Regions from separate parts of the Mus musculus genome. Here region 1 is linked to region 2. A link is a contact called in ENCODE Hi-C data. All regions are on one chromosome and are shown on one strand. Each heading gives the region's core, a stretch centred on a gene start or an enhancer-like site at or near the end of the contact. The rest is flanking DNA. Distances are from core to core; before and after follow the strand shown. Region 1 holds the start of 1700007J10Rik (RIKEN cDNA 1700007J10 gene). Region 2 holds the start of Wnt3a (wingless-type MMTV integration site family, member 3A).

Region 1 (7,037 bases), core at 4,312-6,811, 450 kb after region 2:
TTTTGTGCCCTGGGAAAACTGGGAAGTGACTTGGGCTACCAATAAAGAACAACTTGTGCTTGAGAACAAGGTGTTCATGTGACAGGTGTGGGTGTGCAGGTTTCAGTGAGATGCTGTGTGTCTCAGAGTGAGGTGCTCAAACAATAGACATTGGGATTTTCTCAGATCTGGGAACTGGGAAGTTCAAGGTTAAAGAAGCAGCAGATGTGGGCCCACTTCCACAAAGTAGATCTCCTGGCCTCTTTCACAGGTCACTAATTTCATTTGTGAGGGCTCCACCACCTCCACCACCTCCTCCTCCTCCTCCTTCCTCCTCCTCCTTCTCCTTCCTCCTCCCTCCTCTTCCTCCTTCTCCTCCCCCCCCCTCCTCCTCCTCCTCCTCTTCTTCTTCTGCTTTCCTCCTCCTCCTCCTTCATTATTATTATTATTTATTATCACTATCATTATTATTACTATTTTTAAAGATTTATTTATTTATTATATGTGAGTACACTGTAGCTGTCTTCAGACACTCCAGAAGTCAGATCTCATTTCAGATGGTTGTGAGCCACCATGTGGTTGCTGAGATTTGAATTCAAGACCTTCAGAAGAGCAGTCTGTGCTCTTAACCACTGAGCCATCTCTCCAGCCCTTGAGGGGTCCATTTTCAAGACTTAACAAAATCCTAAGGGCCCCACCTCCACAAATCATCATCAAGGGGATAGGATTTCTAATGTAAATGAGCAACAACTGTCAGGCCTTAGTGTCTGTCTTATTTCAGTAGTTCTTTCACATCATCCCTTGTGTTCCATTTAAGCTAAGAGTGGGAAAAACCACAGGGTGCTGTGCAATTCACTTTCTACATTTTCCCCAATGATCTTGATAGCAGTGGGCCTGGCTCAGAGGAGTGTGTTCCTCTTTTGTCTTGTCCTGTCCCCCTTTGTTTATGTCTCAAGTACCTATGAGTATAGGAATGGCAGACTCCTATGAGCTTACCCCTAGTAATTGGGCTGATATTCTAGGCACTGTCTGGCAGTATACAGAGAGAGCTTTTAGATACTTGGTGACATGGCTCTGGTAGAAATCAAGAACCTTTCCTCTGCAAGGCCTCTTGGACAAGGCACTGGTGGGTGCATGACTTCTCATCCCCCAACACTGTTTTGATGTTTTTATATCCCTTGTAATTTAGCAGCCAGAACCTGTGTGCTAGCTTGGGCTATGTGCTCATATGCTACCACCCTCACTGCTCTCTCTCTAGGAGCCTGGGCCTGCTAAGATGGCTGTCACTAGCAGTAGTGGCGGCAGCAGTGGTAGCAGCAGCAGCATTCCCAGTGCTGAGAAAGTTCCCACCACCAAATCCACACTCTGGCAGGAAGAAATGAGAGCCAAAGACCAACCTGATGGGACCAGCCTGAGTCCAGCTCAAAGTCCCAGCCAAAGCCAGCCTCCTGCTGCTTGCACCCCACGGGAACCAGGACTAGAAAGCAAAGAAGGTGAGTAGCAGCTGATCAGCCTGCGGACCTCCTTGTTGTGGTGATCTGTCTTGCTCTGCTGGAGTGGGCCTCTGTCCAGGAAATAGGACGGGACACTGGGCATGTGATACAGGGCCCTAGCTAGAGGCCTGTCATGGGTCCTGAACTCTTCCTCCCTCTGTGCATCGTGCAGCATCAGTTCTGGGCAGCACTGGCCTGGCATGACTAGTTCCTGGCCTATGAGATTCAGCTTGGCTTCTCTACCTCACCTGTGAAGGAGAAAGGTGTAGCACCTACTCCATTGGCCTCAGGTGATCTATAAACACGATTCTTTCTGCCTCTGTGAGATCTCTGTTCCTGTACCACAGGTTCCTACCTCATTAGCTCTTAGAACCTGCTGGGTTGGGTGCTTCCTGTCTTTAGAGGGATAGCAGTTAGGACATCAGTGCCCCTCTCTCCTCATTGTTACCATCTTGGTCAGCTCCTGGCTAAGAAGACGGGCCAGAGAGGACACCATTGACATCACCATGCCCTCTCCACTTAGAATGCTGTGCTGCCCTAGCAGAGTTAGTCCCCTTCTTTGCCTCTCTCAATTGGAGTTCTTTAGCATACACACCTGTCTACATTTACAGTCCAGGTGCTCTACAGCATGCCTATAAAAGGCCTCCTCCCTGCTTCAAAAAAAAAAAAAAACCTAAGCCTGAAAAATGTCCTTTTGGTTGGTTTCTTCCTGTGGTCTGGTAAGAAACCATTGGTTAGGATGGAATCCTGCTTCCCTACCAGAACTGTACGAAAGTCCCTGCCTGCAAAGTGACCAGACTGGAGGAAAGGGTAGGGAGTAAAGGCAATGGAGATGGGTGGTCCATTTCTGCCCACAATTTTCTCCTTTTACCTCTAGCCCATTCATAGCTGTGGGGTGTGAGTATGGAGGGTGTTGAGGCAGCTTCTGGGTGATCATGTGTGGGCTTTTGGAAAGTTCTGATGACAGAACTGACAGCAGTCTGAGCAAGCTTTCTCTTGCCTTCTAGATGAAAGCACCATAAGTGGGGACCGTGTGGATGGTGGTCGGAAAGTACGGGTAGAGAGCGGCTACTTCTCCCTGGAGAAGGCCAAGCAGGACCTGAGGGCTGAGGAGCAGCTGCCCCCACTACTCTCCCCACCCAGCCCCAGCACCCCACACAGCAGGTATGGTTGTCCTGGATCGCCCTCACAGGAACTCAGCCACCCCCTTCACTCCCCAGGTCTTCCAGCCCCAAGCCGAATGGTCTACAGCATCTGCCCTGCCAGCCTGGGTGAGGCCAGCAGGTCACCTAACCACATGGACTCCAGCAGTGCTGGGGGGTGGGGAACAGAGATACTGGGGAGCACCTTTGCCTTTAAAGCCAGCAGGCAGTATGCCGCCCTGGCCGACGTCCCTAAGGCCATCCGGATCAGCCATCGAGAAGCCTTCCAGGTGGAGAGAAGGCGGTTGGAGCATAGGACTCGGGCCCGGAGCCCTGGCAGGGAAGAGGTGGCCCGTCTATTTGGCAACGAGCGGAGGTAAGGAGGGCACTAGAGGGCTAAAATCATGTATGTACTCACACAAGTGTACTTCAGGAACATGATTTCTATTCAGTGTGTGGAGCATTTCCTCTCTGGGTCCCAGTCTGTGGTACTAGTTCTCAGCTCCTGGCAGCCAGATACAGGACTAAGTGCTGGCTTATGTAGGTTGTGCTTCCCAGATTAGGCCCAGTGTGGCTGAGTCTTAGGCTTCTTGGCCTTCTCTCTTATTAGAGAGAACTTCTATTCTCTGAGAAGACTCAGAGCTGCAGATAGGGACTAGGCCCTCCTCATGCTGACAGTTCTGCAGTTGTCAGAGGGCACTGAAGAGATTCCAAGATACAGGAAAGTGAGGGGGCAGCATAGATCCTTCCCACCAAGATGCAAGAGGCAGCCAGAAAAGCTGCTGTGTGTCTCAGCTGCCACTTTTATAAAACCTCTGGGTTTTGCTGAAAGGCTTCCCACCAGTGGCAGAGATAGAGTACTTACTGCTGGAAAGATAAGGCCCTACCTGCTTTTCTTTTGCCCCAAAGTACCAAGCTTGAGGACTAGGGAATGTTCTACCCGTGAGTCCCCCTCTGATTCTCTACCATATCTCTGAGCTGTGTTTTGTGTCCAGGCCAGGTTTCTTGCTTAACACCAGACAGGTTTCTAAAGATCCATGGCTGCCCCCAGGAGAGTTTAAAAGCACATCTGTGTGCTTTGCTGTGGGTGGGAGCACTGCTTTCATTAGCTTTACAAAGAAGTCCTCTATTCAGAAAGGCAACTCCAGAAATATCTGCAGTGTCTTCCCTGCCCTGAGTGCAGGCTGAAGTTCAGTCAGGTGTTGAGGGCAGGATGAGATTAGGGAGGACTTTCTCTTGTCCCCTTTTCTCAACTCAGTTAGTTGACACCCAACCCAGCTTGTTTCAAATGGCCTATGGACCCTCAGGAAGACAGTGGACACTAAGTGCTCCCTGGTATTCCATATAATCGTCAATCTTCACAGTCCAACAGTGGCTCAGGAAAGCACCTGTTACTCTTACCCTTGCTTCAAGGATGTGAAAACTTGGGTGACCCCCATCCCTCATGGTGAATAACAGCTAGTGGGTGGGCCTTCAGCAGGAAGTCTCTGATTCTATGATAGGAACCAGCATCAGAGCTCCTGATGTCCTTCTAAAGCATGTGGGTAGCAGAAATGAAAGGTCTTGTTAACCATTAAGGAGGCCTTCAGGGTGGGCAGGGGCAGGTTTGCGCTGGCTGCTGAGCAGGCTAATTCTGATGGTTCCAAAATGGGGTCAACTATGCTTTACGTTTAGTGGCAGGCCAGAGTTAACATTTTGCCCACCTGCTTGGCTAGGCTCCTTGTCAGAGATGTTAATTTTGAATGCATTCTTGTCTACCTGCCTGAGATAGATGCAGTCTCTAGGCTTTGTTCTTGCATGTTCTTCACCACTATGGGGATGATTCTCAGCTGGTGTTGGTGCCTGGACTACTTCTGCACATTAACCCTGTAACTATCCCTTCCTGAATGATCTTGCTGGTTGGTGTTGCTCTTTGAGGACTGCTATCTGAGGCCCAAGTAGTCCACCTGGTGCTGGACTGGATCCTGGTCTCTGATAAGTTAGAGTGACAAGATGCCAGTTACTTTGCATTGAGTTACTGTAGCCAAGACAGACCTGCCACACAGTAAGGAAGTTGAAAACCTCAGGGTTACTTTTGGAAAACTTCAGTAAGCCAGTAAGCAACCCTACCTGAGTACCAGCAGCCCTGAGCTTGGAATTTGCTCTTGAGACTTCTGAGCCTTTGAAGGAGTTCTTATAGGAGGTTCTTAGACCTGTGTCTGCTAAGTGTGGAGATCCTTATAACACTTTTAGTGACTAACAGAAAGCTAATGGAACTCTGACCTCTCCACCTTGTCAGAGTAGCTTGAGTGAAGCTACTCTGTCACCTCTATTGTTTCAGAAACACCAACTTAGCCACAGAGAACTAGCTATATGCAGAGGTTGCCCAAGCTCCTGGTCTCATCATGTCTTGGCAGCATCTCTGTCAAGCAGCTATAGCAAGTCCCCCCAAGCAAGTAGTTTCTCATGCTAACTACTCTGCTTGGAACCCTATAAACCTATATTCCATGGTGCCAGTCTGGCCTGGCACAGCCCTCCTACTATCCTGGGGCCTTGAAGTACTCTAGCCAGATACAGTGCTCTCAGCCCGAGAAGAAACAGCGGCCCTGGGATGGTGGTGTCCAGCTCTTCTGCAGCAGTCTAGCTATACAGGACACCTTGGCTGCACTTAAAAGATTTTCCTCTACCTGGCAGCCAGCAGCTGCTTAGCTCACTGCTTTCCCAGCCAGTCTCCTCACCTCAGCCTCTATAGGCACAGCAAGCTAACCCAGCACCAGTCTTCTAACGACCCCGAGTATGGAGGCAGAACACACACAAGCCCTCCTGAGCCCTGGCTGCCTTTGCCCTCTTACCTCCCTTGAGGAAAGGAACTGTTAAGGAAGATTTGTAGTGACCTCTGAAAAGAGAGGTTCCTGGGTTCTAGGCCATGACTTCCTCTTGCCTATTAGAGATTTTAACTTTCTGAAAGGGACCTTTATCACTTCCTCTCAGCTCCACACCACTGGTTCAGAATGCATGCCACGCCCACGCTCATTGTGAGGGAGTAGGCTGTCCCTAGGAGAGCAGGCCTTAGGTTTGGTGAGAAGAGACCATCCTCCCAGCAGGTTGAAATCAGCTCTCAGAGCCCAGGTAGGCAGCCCAAGTCTTCTGCCTAATCCCTCAAGGGGACTCCTTAGGCTATGTGGTAATTATGGGTTTCCTCTCTTCAGCCATTACCTTGGGGTTTGCTGCTTTAAATCTTAGATAACTTTGATTTATCATGATTTGAATTTTAAAAGCAGTCTTTTTCTGTTCATTCATTTCCCAGCCTTATTTTCTTTCAGGTCTTGCCCTCTCCACCCTCTGCTGTGTTCGCGCCTCCTCCACCTGCTTCGCTTCCATCTCAGCTCCGTCGTCCCAGCCACAGACCGCCTGACAAGGCCGCTGGCCTTTCACATGAAATCAACTGCTTTGTTTTATTTTGATTTTGATTCCTTTTAATGTTAGCAGAAACTGTTAATTCATGGGCTTTTATCTTGCTAAATTTTGAACACCCTACTGTGGGGTGCATTATAACTAGAGGGTGCAATGTTTGCGGAGGTGGTGGTTGTCCTTCATTGTATCTGACTCAGGGAGGTTACCAAGGTGTACCAAGCTGTATGAGTCCAATGTTGGAGCAGGGCCAGTGCAGGCCCAGTGTGGAAAGGTTCTATGGCTGTTCCAGCCCAGCGTGAATGGGGGAAAGTGGAGCTCAAGTAGACTGAATCTGTGCCCTAAGTCCTATCAGTACTGTGTAAGCAGTGCCTCACTTGTTTAACAGAAAGGCTAACACTGGAGCCCAGTGAGGTAGGCCAGGTGTGCAAGCTGACTACAGGAGCCCCTACTGGACTTGAGACGAAGTCCACCTTGGGAACGGGGAGACTCGAGTTCAGCAGCTTCATGTCCTCTTTTGTAGGAGGTCCCAGGTAATTGAGAAATTTGAGGCCTTGGACATTGAAAAAGCAGAGCACATGGAAACCAACATGCTGATTCTGACCACTCCATCAAGTGACACTCGTCAGGGCCGCAGTGAGAGACGGGCCATCCCTAGAAAGCGGGTGAGCTCCAGTGTGGGGCCAAGTGGGGCCTTTGGCAGCATGGCTTGGGTCTGGGGAACACAGTGCCGTACATGTTCTGAGTCCCATACATACCAGGGACATGTTTCTTCTGGGCCTCTACTCTGTTCCTTTCCAGTTAGCCTCTTGAGCATCAGCCTGTCTTCCACATCTCCCTCCTACAGCGTTAGCCTTCTGTGCCACAAGGTGCTTCAATGAGTTTTAGATCCCAGTTGTAACTAGCACAATTTCTTCCCACTGAGGCCACCCAGGAACAAAGCCGAATATGATACCTTTTTCCTTCTTTTGTTTTTGGAGTGGCAAGCTGTACCCTCGTTTCTCTGCTTAGCCTACAAGGTCCATCAGACCTC
Region 2 (7,112 bases), core at 522-3,021:
GCTGGCGACAAGGCCCTTCTTTATGGGAGTAGAGCGGGGGCGAAGGCGCTTCCTCTTGAGCCCAGGAATTCCGCGGCGGCGGGTTCTAATTAGAAGCCTGGCGCAGCAGCGGGCAGCCCGCGGGGCTCCCTCGGACGCGCTGCCCCTGGCTCCCCGCGGACGCCGGGACGCGCCTCAGTGCGTCCGCGCTCCTAGACGCGCCCGACGCAATCCTCACTCCCGGAGGCCACAGGGCTCCACAGGTGCCCCTTCGGGTCTTAAAAATCTCAAGGGAGCGGAGGCTCAGCTAGATCTCTGTGGAGCGCAGCCGCTGCCCAGCAGCCTCTCCAGCCCCTAGCGACTCCCAGTAGCCCACCCTCCATCCCTGCAGCGGAGCGGGCCCTGCATCCCCACCCCAGGCTTCTCAGCTCTTCTCCTAAAGCATCTCGAAGAGAAAAATGATTATCGGATTAGATGTACTTCGGCTCGCTGGGTCCCCCCTTCCCCTCGGCATAATTATTATAATTCCAGGCAAGCTGTCGGAGTGTTCCTGGGCGGGGGGGGGTGTGCGCATGTTTGTGGGAGGCTTCTGTCCAACTGAGTCTCCACCAGCGGCGCGCGCCGGTCCCTATCCGGTCTCAATCCTCTAGCTTGTGTTCGAGGAGAGATCTGCGCACTGATGGTGACCTTAAGTCTGCGCTCCATGAAGGGAGGGAGTGTCACACACCCCGAGGAAGGGACGCCCCAATTTCTCCTTCTCTCGGGTTGCGTGCGGAGGACTTAGGGCCTGAGAGTCAGGAACTTTCCCTTTGCTTAATCTCACTCCATCCCTAGGCTGAGAAGAGTCTTCTAGTGTGCCTTGTCTGGAGTGGAGGATGCTGTCCAGCCTCTCCAAGACCGAATCCCCAAGCCTCTCACTCCGGGAAACTCAAATCCCTTACTTTACCTACTGCTCATCCCTCCCGGCAGCAGCGTTTCTTGTCAGCTAGATTAAAGCTGTGGACGGCCGACCGACCCTTCCACCCCGACAGCTACGTAGAAGCTAGGCGACAGCGTTGGAGAAGCGCGCACGGCTCCCGGCTGGCCCCGGTGCGCCTTGCCGCAGGCTCTGAGCCACTCCCCGCCCGGTCTCGGACTGTCTTTACGTAACTGCGCTGCCCCGAGCTGTTCGGTCTTGTCTTGCCGACTTTGTTTTAAAGTGTGTGTGTGTGTGTGTGTGTGTGTGTGTGTGTGTGTGTGTGTGTGTGTGTGTGTGTGTGTGTAAGATAAGGTACCTAAGAAGAGTCTCTTCCTTGCGCTGCTTCTCTTTTACACTCCTTCCTCGACCATTGCCTAGGCATTAGTGTCATGTGCTGACCCGCTTTCTGCCATTCTTGTTCGACGCCAGGGACAGCATGGACTTTCACTGCCCTCCCTTCCCTCCTGCCAGGGGAATCAGTGTCCCCGGAAACTCCGCCACCCGCGTCCCAGCTGCGGCCCAAACAGGTCCAAGTGGCAGCCAAGGAAAACAACCCGCTCGCAGCCAGTGCGCGGAGCAACGGTGGGGGCCCTGCCCCAGGGGGGCGGTTGCCCTAGGGTGGCACTGGGGCCCGGGGCGAACGCAAGTAGACTCACTCACCACCAGATCGGGTAGCTGCCCAGAGCCTGCTTCAGGCTGCAGAGCACTAAGAGGTATCCGAGAGGAGCCATCGCCGGCTTGAGCGCGCAGCGGGGGGAGTCCACCCCGAGAGCGCGGACGCCTGGGCTGGCCCGGCCCTGGGAGGTGGCGCGGCTGCAGTGGCGCTGGGCCCTCTGTGGCAGCGGGGTGCGCGGGGTTCCCGGGTGTGCACCGGTACACGGGCTCCGAGGGCGGCGCTGCGCCAGGTGGGCCGGCGGCCGGGCGGCGGGCCGAGGCCCTGGGCGGCGCGGGGCGGCGGGGGCGGGGCAGCGCCGCGGGGGGCGCCCGCCGGGGCTGGGGCCGGGGCGGGGCGGGCAGGGGCGGGCGGGGCCCTGGGGGTTTGGAGCCTCGCGGCGCTGGCCCCTCCCGCGGCCGTGGGTGCGCGGGGTGAATGGGAGAGCTCCTGGCGCTGGGGTGCTGAAGGTGTGTGCAGAGTGCGGGGTGTGTCGGTGTTCGTAGAGGGGGTGCTGCGGCACTGCTGGTATGTGCTGGAATACAATGCGCGTTGGGATGCGCAGCGTGTTGGATGTGCCTAGGTGTGCATGGCGAGCTCTTGTGCACCGGTTAGTAGCCTTCCAGGACCGCACTGTGCCAGCTGAGAATTGCACTGCGTAGTCCTCGAGCTTGGGCTCCGTTCTTCCTGATCTCAACCTATGGGGGTCACAGGACCAGGCCCTGGATCTCAAGCTCCAAGCACCATGAGATCAGCGCAAGACATACATTCTCCCTCTAGCACTTTTTCTGTTCTGCCACATCCTGTCTCTTGCTCTTGGCAACTTTGAGGCTCCATCATCTTGTCTCTCAGGAATCAGTCTGTAGCCACACCCCCTCCCGGAGCAGGGAGCAATCGGACCCTGTACGCAGGTAGTTGTTAGGGAGTCCAAGTCCAAGAATCAATCCCTCTACTCTCTCCATAAACTCATGCATAGGAAGTGGCAGCCCCTGGGCTCGGGTTCTGGAACCACTGCTTTCAAGTCGGCAGTAGCCTACTTAGGGGAAAGAAATCTAACGATTTTGGCAAACATTATTTTGCTGATTGGGAAGGCAAAGTGAAATTTCCACATTGATTCCTCCTGAGTCCATTTGCAGAATTTTGTAGCCCAGAGAAAAGACCCTAGGGAGTTTTGTAATTTGAGGACAAGGTACAAGTTTGGATGTGCTCCAGCTTCTCCCTGGAGCACCTGAAGGCATGGCAGGTAAGAGACACCTCCCACCAGGGATTGGTCCTCAGTACCCGAGGCTGTAAAGGAAGCTCAGCAGGAATTCTTGTGGCATTTTGCATTGAAGAGAGAGCCACCATGTAAGAGCTACAAACGCAAGTTTCAGGCTCGTTCGTGGTGCCCTGTCCACTTCTAAAGCCGGTGGTCTTGAGTCATGATTCACCCTGTGGCTCAGTGGGAGCATAAAGTGGTCTCCGGTGTGCCGTGGGCTGTACAGGATTGCTTCTCAGAGAAAGAGATGCCCAGTTGTTTCTGTAAGCTCAGGACAGACTGACGAAATCAAGGCAGGCTGCTCCCTAGAGCCTGCCTCCTCCTGCCCAGTGTTTACCATTAGCAAAGGGAGCTCATGATATTGAGGATGCCACCCATGTGTTTATAGACCCTGGCTCCAGGAGTCACCTGGAGATGGTATCAAGAGACCCAAGTTTAGAGAGAGAACCATTCTTTTTTCTTATGCCCCACCATTAGGAGTCTGTGTAGTCTAAGTGTAGCCTTTGTTCGCCCTCCCTAGTCTGAGTCACTGCTAGACCTCTACTCTCAGAGGGAAGAACTCTGGAATGAGGCAGGGAGGGGAGGAGAGCTGGCTCATCGCTACTTTGGACTTTCCCTCTCTCTCAGTGAAAATCCCACCCAATTATCGAATTACTGGGGGAGCCTGGGCTATGGATGGGATGGGGGCCTGAGCCCAGCAGGCAGGCTTCCAGCACCTCCACCTCCCCAGTGCTGCAGTCCAGTGGTGGTGGAGGGGGATTAGGGCCCTGGTGAGCAGAGCTCCAGGGGCTGCAGGCTCTCCAGACACAAAGGAGAGTGCCATGCCCTCTCCTTTGTGGGTGCTGATAAGTACCCATCAGCTGGATACTTGTCCTTGATCTCCGTAGAACTTTTACAGATCCCATCAAATGAGGCATGTAGGTACTGTTGTCTCAGGCCACCCCTCCCATCAGGGCTTGCAGGTTGGGCTGTCTCGCTGGAGGTCTGGGATATCACACTGTGCCTTCAGGACAGTGGAGCAAACCAAGCCAGGGCAAGTGGGAGTTGCTGTTGGACTGGGGCATCCAGGACAGTTCAGGAAAAGGCTCTTCCTTGATTCCCTGCAGTTGTATTGGCCCCTGCTAGGCCAGCTAGAGGGAGAGGGAGGGCAGGGAGGAGGAGGGGGAGGACAGGGAGGACAGAGAGGAGAATGGGGAGGACAGGGAGGAGGGGAATCCAGAGTACCTTGGTTTCCCAGGTGGGAGGAGACATTTGAGGGATCACCAAGGACCCTGAGCCAGGCTTGCAACGAATTTGTAGACAACCGAGACAATATGGGAGGTCCTGCCCTCTTCTGAATCTCATCCCTGGGCAGCAGAATAGCAGCCTTCATGGACCCTGGGAGATGGCGTCTCATTTAGTGTGGACCATTGTCTCGGAGGGCTTTTCTACTACACTGGAACCTCATGGATTATCTCTCTTCTATCCTTCCATTTTTGTTTTTGTTTGTTGGGTTGGTTTTGATTTTTGAGACAGGGTTTCCCTGTGCATCCCTGCCTGGCTATCCTCGAACTTGACCTCACTCTGTAGACCAGACTGACCTCAAACTCAGAGATCCACCTGCTTCTGCCTCCTGAGTGCTGGGACTAGAGGCGTGCGCCACCACCGCCTGACCCTCCTTCTGCTTTTGTTTGTTTTGTTTTTATTCCTTGTCCCCTTGCTTTCCACTTCTCTTTCCCCTGTCCTTCCTTCCTACCTGCCTTCGTTTTCTCATCCTGGAGCTCACTACTTAACTCAGTCTGGCCTTGGTCTTGTCCTCCGCCGCCGCCTCTGTTTTATAGGAGTTGTGTGTCATCTCTCCCACCTGTTTCTCTCTTGCCCTCTAACTTGCAGCCTGGCTTTGGAGGACTGTGCAGTGCACAGCACACCTACATTTTGGCTCCTACTGGGAACACATGCATTGCCCGTGGACTCCTCCTTGTCTGGAGATCAGGTTGCTTCCAGGAGCGCCCTCTGCTGTCCCCTAAGGGCTGTCCCTTGTCAGTCAATGTGCCTCCAAACCGTGTCTATAGGGGGAGAGCATCTGCACCCTTGTCACAAGGGTAAGCACCTGGTGAATACGTGGTGGATGTGGTGGATGCCCACAGGTGAGACCAAGGCTCTTTAACCCCATGCCTTCTCTCAGCACATCTGAGACAGCTGAACTAGGATGGGGCAGAGACATGGGTGGGGCCTCTGAGCCAGTATTGCAAATGGTTTGTGGTGACTGAGAGTGTTTGAGGTTTCTCTGTGGAAACCACTTTGGAGCTGGAACTCAAGGAACTGTGGTTTTGATGAGAAAAGGCATCGCTATGTATGAGTGGTCCTGGAGGAAAGTCATTTTCGTCCCAAATAAGGGATCAGTGAGCAGCCAGGGTGCGATTCCATGGCAGAAGAGGCAGCCCTTTCCATCCCTACCCTGCAGCTTGTCAAGTGCTCGCTTCTTTCCTTCCAGGAACATCTCTGGCTGACCCTGTGGGGTCCTTCGCAGGACCTTTTCACAGAGGAATGGGTCCCTCTGAGCTCAAAGACTGAAAAATTGCAGTTTTCTCTGTATCCAGGTTAAAAGAAATACTTACTGGCTTTGGGTATGAATAAATTAGATCCAGAGCCGGGTGTGGTGGCACACGCCTTTAATCCCAGCACTCGGGAGGCAGAGGCAGGCGGATCTCTGAGTTCGAGGCCATCCTGGTCTACAAAGTGAGTTCCAGGACAGCCAGGGCTATACAGAGAAACCCTGTCTCAAAAAACCAAAAAAAGAAAAAAGAAAAAGAAATTATATCCAAACAATATTCAGAAATTACCTTTAAAAAATCCACGTAGATGGAATGACATGCATACTGACTCACATGCACACTAAATGTGTGTGTGTGTGTGTGTGTGTGTGTGTGTGTGTGTAGTACTGGAGACCAAACTCAGGGATTTGCATGCAAGCCATCTGACACAAAGCCACACCCACAGCCAACATATGCTTTTTTAATTTTATTACTTTAAAATTGTTTATGTATATGAATGTTTCCCTGAATGTATGTATGTATGGGTTTCACATTTGTGTCTGGTACCCAAGGAGGTTAGAAGTGGGTATCAGATTCCCTGGAACTGGAGTTACACATGGTTGTAAACCACCATGTGGGTGCTGAGAACAGAACCCATGCCCTATGCAAGAGCAGCAAGTGCTCTTAACCACTGAGTCATCTTTTGAACCTCTTTTTTTTTATGTGTATGGGAATTTTGTCTGTGTGTATATATGTATGTGTACCATGTGCATGCAGTATCTGTTGAAGCCAGAAAGAGAGTGTCAGATTCTCTGGAACTGGAGTTACAAACAGTTGTTAGCCACAATGTCAATAATGGGAATTGAACCTAGGTCCTTTGGAAGGGCAGCCAGTGCTTTTAATCTCTGAGCTATCTCTCTCTCTCTGTACCCACACCTTCTTGTTTTATTTATTTATTTATTTATTTATTTATTTATTTATTTATTTATTTATTTTTATTTTGGTCTTTTTGAGACAGGGTTTCTCTGTATCGCCCTGGCTGTCCTGGAACTCACTTTGTAGACCAGGCTGGCCTTGAACTCAGAAATCTGCCTACCTTTGCCTCCCGAGTGCTGGAATTAAAGGCATGCACCACCACGCCCGGCTTCTTGTTTTATTATTTTATGTGTATGGGTATTCTGTTTGTGTATATGTCTGTGCACCATATGAAGGATGCTGAAGGAAGCCAGAGGGTATCAGATCTCCTGGAACTGGAATTACAAATGGTTTCCAGGCGCCCTGTAAGTGCTGAGAACAGAGCCCAATCCTCAAGAAGCACTTCCATTGCTCTTAACCATGAGCATTTCTCCAGTCACACATGCTACTTTAAGTTCGTTTATTATTGTCCTTTGAGATAGGGTGTCTTTATGTAATTCTGGAACCTGTTGGGTAGACTGGATGGCCTCTAACTTGAAGATATCTGCCTATCTCTGCCTCCTGAATTCTAGGATTTAAGACATGTACCACTGAACCTGGCTAATTTCTTCAACACCTGTAGTTTCCCACAGACCAAAACCAGTATCTACAGACAGATATGTGCACCATCTTTGCTTTTAATGGTAGGAACAGCCTCCAAGCCCAGCCTCACAAGATCTGTGAGAGGCCTTTACAACCATCTGCACTAAAATGAAGCATACTTGTATCTAACAGTCTCCTCAGACAGCAGGGGACATTCTCCACCACACTTGGAGCTTTCTGGCGAGGTGCACCCTG

The links. Hi-C counts contacts between places; a loop is a spot of excess contacts on that map.
Region 1: a map of gastrocnemius shows a loop between it and region 2 (2.1-fold over the local background). The contact joins the promoter of 1700007J10Rik here to the promoter of Wnt3a in region 2. A Hi-C loop is called at or near these places in 1 of 37 maps with a recorded cell type or tissue (gastrocnemius).

What each region holds. Positions count from the first base shown.
Region 1 is chr11:59,734,593-59,741,629 of GRCm38, forward strand. 1700007J10Rik (RIKEN cDNA 1700007J10 gene) reads right to left here and starts at 5,562. Exons shown (of 6, transcript NR_045476.1): 1 at 5,446-5,562; 2 at 1,377-1,456. It overlaps Mprip (myosin phosphatase Rho interacting protein), which reads left to right. Exons shown (of 24, transcript NM_001368931.1): 6 at 1,238-1,472; 7 at 2,480-2,990; 8 at 6,528-6,669.
Region 2 is chr11:59,288,980-59,296,091 of GRCm38, forward strand. Wnt3a (wingless-type MMTV integration site family, member 3A) reads right to left here and starts at 1,772. Exons shown (of 4, transcript NM_009522.2): 1 at 1,598-1,772. The coding sequence starts at 1,668.